Linked DNA regions of Mus musculus: region 1 is linked to region 2. A link is a contact called in ENCODE POLR2A ChIA-PET data. All regions are on one chromosome and are shown on one strand. The core of a region is the stretch at or near the end of the contact, and the rest is flanking DNA. Distances in the headings are between cores, read along the strand shown. Region 1 holds the start of Afg1l (AFG1 like ATPase). Region 2 holds the start of Sec63 (SEC63-like (S. cerevisiae)).

Evidence for each region. ChIA-PET counts read pairs that join two places held with the same protein, here RNA polymerase II (POLR2A).
Region 1: POLR2A ChIA-PET joins it to region 2 with 10 read pairs in Patski. The contact joins the promoter of Afg1l here to the promoter of Sec63 in region 2. POLR2A ChIA-PET finds 5 or more read pairs at or near these places in 3 of 5 experiments (Patski and embryonic stem cell).

Annotation. Positions count from the first base shown.
Region 1 is chr10:42,477,258-42,480,163 of GRCm38, forward strand. It overlaps Afg1l (AFG1 like ATPase), which reads right to left and starts at 1,308. Exons shown (of 13, transcript NM_145743.2): 1 at 1,006-1,308. The coding sequence starts at 1,144.
Region 2 is chr10:42,759,919-42,762,815 of GRCm38, forward strand. It overlaps Sec63 (SEC63-like (S. cerevisiae)), which reads left to right and starts at 1,578. Exons shown (of 21, transcript NM_153055.3): 1 at 1,578-1,970. The coding sequence starts at 1,847.

The sequences.
Region 1 (2,906 bases), core at 58-2,557, 280 kb before region 2:
AGAGAGGACAAGTGGTGGGTGTTGGTACTTCCCCTCTGCCATATGGGTCCTAGGGATTGAACTCAGGCTTGATAGCAAGGCCCTTTGCTAAGTGGGCCATGTAAAGCTCACAGTCTGGTATTTATTTCAATGACTGAGGGGGGAAAAAAACCTATCTTGAGACGATGAGAATCGGCATTTGCATATATATACTCTGTTAAATTATATCCGATTTTGAAGGTATATAAAGAAGCTCTTGGAGATGAGGAAAGGTGACTGAGGAAGACCATGAGAATAACGTCGTTCATTTGAAAATATCTGCTCATCAGACACCAATCACCATCCTACGTGCCAAGGAAATAAGGACACAGGGTTTGCTGTCTTTTGAGAAACCAGTCCAGTGAAGAGAGGTAAAATTAGCACTTCTGGGAAAGAGCAGCAGGAGGTTCTCAAGTTCGTGGCCAGCCTGTACCACACAGTGAGACCACGTGATTGTAATTTGGCTAACCACTCATTCACAGACACATGACAGTAGAACGAAAGAATCGAAGGTCAGGGGCAAAACAGATAAATGACAGACAAACAGACAAAGTGATGCCCTAGGAATTTAAGACTGCATCGAGAAAATGGGCGGGGAGGGGGCATAGGGTCCCTGACTGACATGACCATTAAGTCCATCACCAGCCTTAAGAGCCCAGATGGGTTGGGGTGAAAGGCTCCCCACACACCAACCCCATCTTGCTTACCCCCATCCCTCCAAGCCGGGCTCTTGCACACCTGCCCTCTCCAGGCCTGGGTTACCTGGGGAAGAACTGGGTTGGCCTCTGACCCTCAAATGGAAGTTACTCTGGGCAGCTGCCTGAGGCGCTCAGCGCTCTTTGGGGCAACGAGATGCAAAAGGTCAATAGACACGAACTCGTCTCTAGGATCCTTACAACTTGTGAAGCCACGGGTGCAGCTGGGAGGGATCAGACAGTGGGGTGACCCCAGGGCCTTGCGCGGCCCGCTCGTGACACGGTCACTGACCTTTCCACAGGGGTTTCCCAGGGCCAGGGGCCGGAGGAGGGATTGCGACGACCCGCGCCCCGCACCCAACACCTCTCCCAGTCAGCCGGCTGCGCGCGGCGGAGCGCAGAGTAACCAAGGGCGACCAGGAGGCCGCCATCTTGAGCTCCGTACAGGGAGGAAAACTTTATTGTAACCCAGAAGACGCGACGGAGCAGCCGGGTGCTGTGGCGCTCCAGGAGGCCACGCCTGAAAATGAGAGAGCGTTAAAGAGAGATGACCTCAAGCTTAGAAAGGCTGCAACGCCTGCCCTTCACGCCTTCCGGTGGGCCTTGGGACTACAAGTCCCGAGAGGCCTCGCGCCTTGAGGGGGCGTGTCCTGACAGTCGCGGGTGCGCCCCACCCCGCTGAGAGGCGGCTAGAACCAACTCTCCACCCCGCCCCCACTGAAACCCTAGTTCTCCAGGCCTGAGAAACCAATTGTAGCTTGTAGTAATAATCGTGAACCTTCTAAGACCGCATAATATGAAGGTGACCAAGAGGTATATATTATACCTCGTCCAATCTGCTATAATATAGCCTCAATTTACTTTTCTTTCGGTGTCCAACGTGTCTCTGAAGGGTACCTGAAATGTGTTTCTGCCACTTTCTGTTTGAGCTGTTGAGTAATAGAAATTATCTTCTATATAGCACATGTTTTCATGCTTTGAAGAAGCTTATAAGTGGGACAGGAAAGCCAAAGGGCCCAGACTGACAGCTGGTGGATGTGGCAGTCATGGGATGGTGTGACCACTTGAATTTGCGACTGCCCTCATTTGAGGCTGGCGACCCTTTGGCTAGATGAACGCTGCAGCTAAAGACAATAGTGGGATCAAGGAGAGAGCACTGTTGTGGAGGAGTACGGAGATTATATTTTTGTCTAGGTGTGTGTGTCCTATATTGAAAGCGATTCTTCTGGAGGCCAGAAGTGGGCATTGATCCCCCCAGAGCTGGCTGAGATTAAAGGCAGCTGTGGGCCACTCAACGTGGGTGCTACGAACCAAACCCTTGTCGGCTGCATAAGTTACACATTATTTAAACAGTTGAGCCACTTCTCTAGTCCATACAAGATTAACTTTTAACAAAAGACAAAGACCTTCCCAGGGGTTGTCGGGTGGTGTTCAGCTGATAGAGTGTTTGCCTAGTTAGCAGGAAGCCCAAGATTCACCAGTCTGGGAAGAAAAAGCACAAACAGCAATCCTAGCATTTGGGAAATGTAGACAGCAGGGTTAGAAGTCCAACTACATAGTTACATCCTTAAAAATAAATAAAACAACAACAACAACAACAAAAAAGTAAACCCTTCAACCGTGGATCATATCTAAAAGACCTGAACATTTAGCTGGGAATTATGGAAAACAAGAAAGTCTAGCATTCCTAGGAAGGAGGAAACAAAGTTTCAATTGTGTGACCAAAAAAGAGAACACTAAGAAGAATTCCAGGAAACCAAATTGTGGTCACCAGAAGAGGAATTCTGAAGAAACAGGAAATGGAAGGTGTAGTATGGCAGAGTAACTTCAAGCCTTTTCTCTGCTAATATGTCAAAGTATGTACCCACCCCGATGGGACTGAAGATAGTCTAAAGAGACACTTGTGTCTTCTTTCCCTTTGGCTATTGCACTACTGAAACAATGGCCCTAAGAAATCAAACTGCTCCCAAGAATCCCACGCTGGGACAAGGAAAAGGTTGAAGCCTGGTGCCAACCAGAAAAGGGAGAAGCTGGGCTCCCGGAAGTGACGTCACACGGTTCAGACAGTGCAGAACCAGCTTGTAGGACACACTGGAGCTGGGCAATGGTGGGCCAGTGATGCACAGGTCACACCTGACCTGGACGGCTGAGTTGTTGTACCTCTTTCCTACGACTTAAACCCAAGCTTCCAGT
Region 2 (2,897 bases), core at 328-2,827:
ACTGGTTTTGAGACATTCAATGAAAGAGCTTGTGTAACCAGATTTCCTCTCAGACAATGGAAGGCATATTGAAAAGCCATGTAGTTAACTGACTAGTCTTGAAACAATCCTTAAACGCTGGTGCTGGTGTACAGCTTTATTCCCAGCACTCAGGAGGTAGAGGCAGGCTGATCTCTGTGAGTTCGAGGCCAACCCTGGCTAAAGAGTGAGTTCCGGGACAGCCAGGGCTACACAAAGAAACCCTGGCTCAAAAAGAAAAAAAAAAAAACACCCCCCCCAACAAAAAGCAAAGTAAACAAAACAACAACAAAACGGGCAGTTAAGAGCACTGAATGCTCTTCTGAAGGTCCTGAGTTCAAATCCCAGCAACCACATGATGGCTACAGTGTACTCATATACATAAAAATAAAAAATGAATCTTAAAAAAAAATACAGCAGAATGTTTGTACTTGCGCGGTAGCTTCTCTTTTTAAAGATATTGCACAGTTTCCTTTACTATTCACAGCGGTCCTGTGTAAAGTGCCCTGTGTCCTCTTGATCCACAGAGGGCAGTGCAGACACTGGGACCCACCCTGCTAAGGCCACCACTGGACTCTGGTGGGATCTTTGCAAGGTTAGAGGACTATCCTGCAGTTCAGCTGACTCCAGCTTGAGATTCGGTGGCCAGGAGCAGAGAGTGACTGCCTCTTCAGATTGCCCACAGGTTGCAGGGGAGTGCCAGCGGCTCTTTGGGGCGTCAGAGCGATCTGGGTTTGGATCCTCAAGCCCTGAGCAAACCCAAACCATTGAGCGTTACCTCTGGAAAATGTTTTGAGTCTGAATTTTCTCATCAATAGAGCATATATGACATTGGTTCTCAATATGTGGGTCCTGACCCTGTTAAGGGGGAGTTATCAAAAGACCGTTTTAGAGGGAGTATATATATCATGCACATCATATATTTACATTACAATTCGTAACAGTAGTAAAATTACAGTTATGAACTAGAAATGAAAATAATTTTACGGTTCGGGGTCACGACAACATGAGGGACTGTATTAAAGTGTGGCAGCATTAGGAAGGTTGAGAGCCACCGATCTATATTTTGCTTTATTTCATGTTTTACTGACAAATTGAAGACATGATCGCTTGGGTCACAGAAAGCATTAGTGAACTGGCAGCTCCAAATACCAAGGCTTTGGAACTCTGAGGAGTTCCTTGCTCCCTATTCTTTTCATTTATTTATTTTTCCTTGCTCCCTATTTTAATGGCACTTGTTTCCATGAGGTTCACGTGGAGGAAAAGTGAGAGGGATAGGAGAGAGTGGAGAGGTTTGGCAACCTCGCTTAGGTTGCAAAAGCTCAGGTCCCAATCGCACCTAGGACGCTCGCCTCTGCTCACTGCTTGGGGGACCCTGGCAAGAAAGCTCCTGGAATCCGGGAAGGGTGCTGGGAAGGAAAGCCTGGTAAGCAGGGGGCGGGACCCGGGGGCGGGCTTATGGAAAACAGAGGGCGTGGTCCGTGGCTCAGGGGCGGGGCCGCGGGCGGGGTCCAACAGAGTTTCTTTGCTGCGCGCGCCACGTCTCCCTCAGTGAGCGTGTGGAGGAGACGGCCGGGGAGGGAACAGCCGCGTGGGGCGGGAACTAGCTCCTCTCGCGAGAGTTGGCGACGGCCGCGGCGGCGGCGGCGGCGTGTCCGTGAGAGCGGCGTGGGGGCGGGGAGGAGAGCGGCGGCGGCGGCGGCGGCGGCGGCGGTAGCGGCGTCCGAGCTACGCCACACGGGGCCGGGGCGCTGGGAGCCGGGAGCCGGAGCGCAGCGCGGGGTCGTGGCGACGGCGGTGAGGGGAGCGCGGCGGAGGAGGCGGAGCCATGGCGGGCCAGCAGTTCCAGTACGATGACAGCGGGAACACCTTCTTCTACTTCCTCACCTCCTTCGTGGGGCTCATCGTGATCCCCGCCACCTACTACCTCTGGCCGCGAGACCAGAACGCGGGTGAGTCCCGTCGGCGGCCCGCTCTGGCGCGCTCGGGCGGACGCTCCGCTCCGCTCTTCTCCGCTCCGCTCCGGGCCGCGCCGTCCTGCCCGCCGGTGCTGCTCCGCGTCCCAGGGACGCCGCCTGGGCGGCGGGGCCTGAGGGCCGCTGTCCACGGGGCCGGAGCTCGGCGGCGATTTCCGGGGCTGTCCGCCCGCCTGCGTGGTCCGCGGGAGTTTGGCGGGGATCCGATCCGCATTGTTCTGGACGCCCCTCGCCTGCCGCCTCTTTGTCTCCCCAGCCTCGGCTTTGTTGGGTGTTCTTTCTGGAGGGAGCGGGCTGGGCTGGGACGGGGGGCGAGAGAAGAGTTGGCCGAGGGGGAATAAGAGCGTGTGGGCACAACTCCGCATCCTTCGCTCCCGTCACCCTTTCTCCCTCTTGTCCCGGTGTCCCCGCTGCAGCTGTTGGTACAGATGTTTGGGGGCACCCCTAAGCTGGGTGTCATGTTTGGGACTTCCAAGTGAGCTCACCAGCAGCCCACCCCGTCACTTCCTCCGGTTGCTTTTTTCATTTGTTCAATCACATCGTGGGGGTTGGAGAGCGCTGCCGTTATTCCTTTTATAAAAGCACAAATAGGATTTTCTCCGTTTCCTTTCCTCTGGAGTTTCCTGTTTACAACGGAAAAGTGCAGGCATGAAGGATTAAGCGGGATTCGTTGATGGAAGGAGGTAGTTGGTGGGGTCGCAAGCTCCTTTGCTTTTAGTTCTCGAGTCTTTCCACATTAAAGGTCGCGTCAGAACGCAACCCAGTGCAGTTTCCGGGGATGTTAGGTTTAAGATTGTAATGTTGGATTCTGTGTTGCACTTTACTAAGACATATGGCACCGGTTATTCTTAAAGCTGATGGCACTTACAGCAAGCGCCTAATGGGTTATTTCTGGTGGTGGTA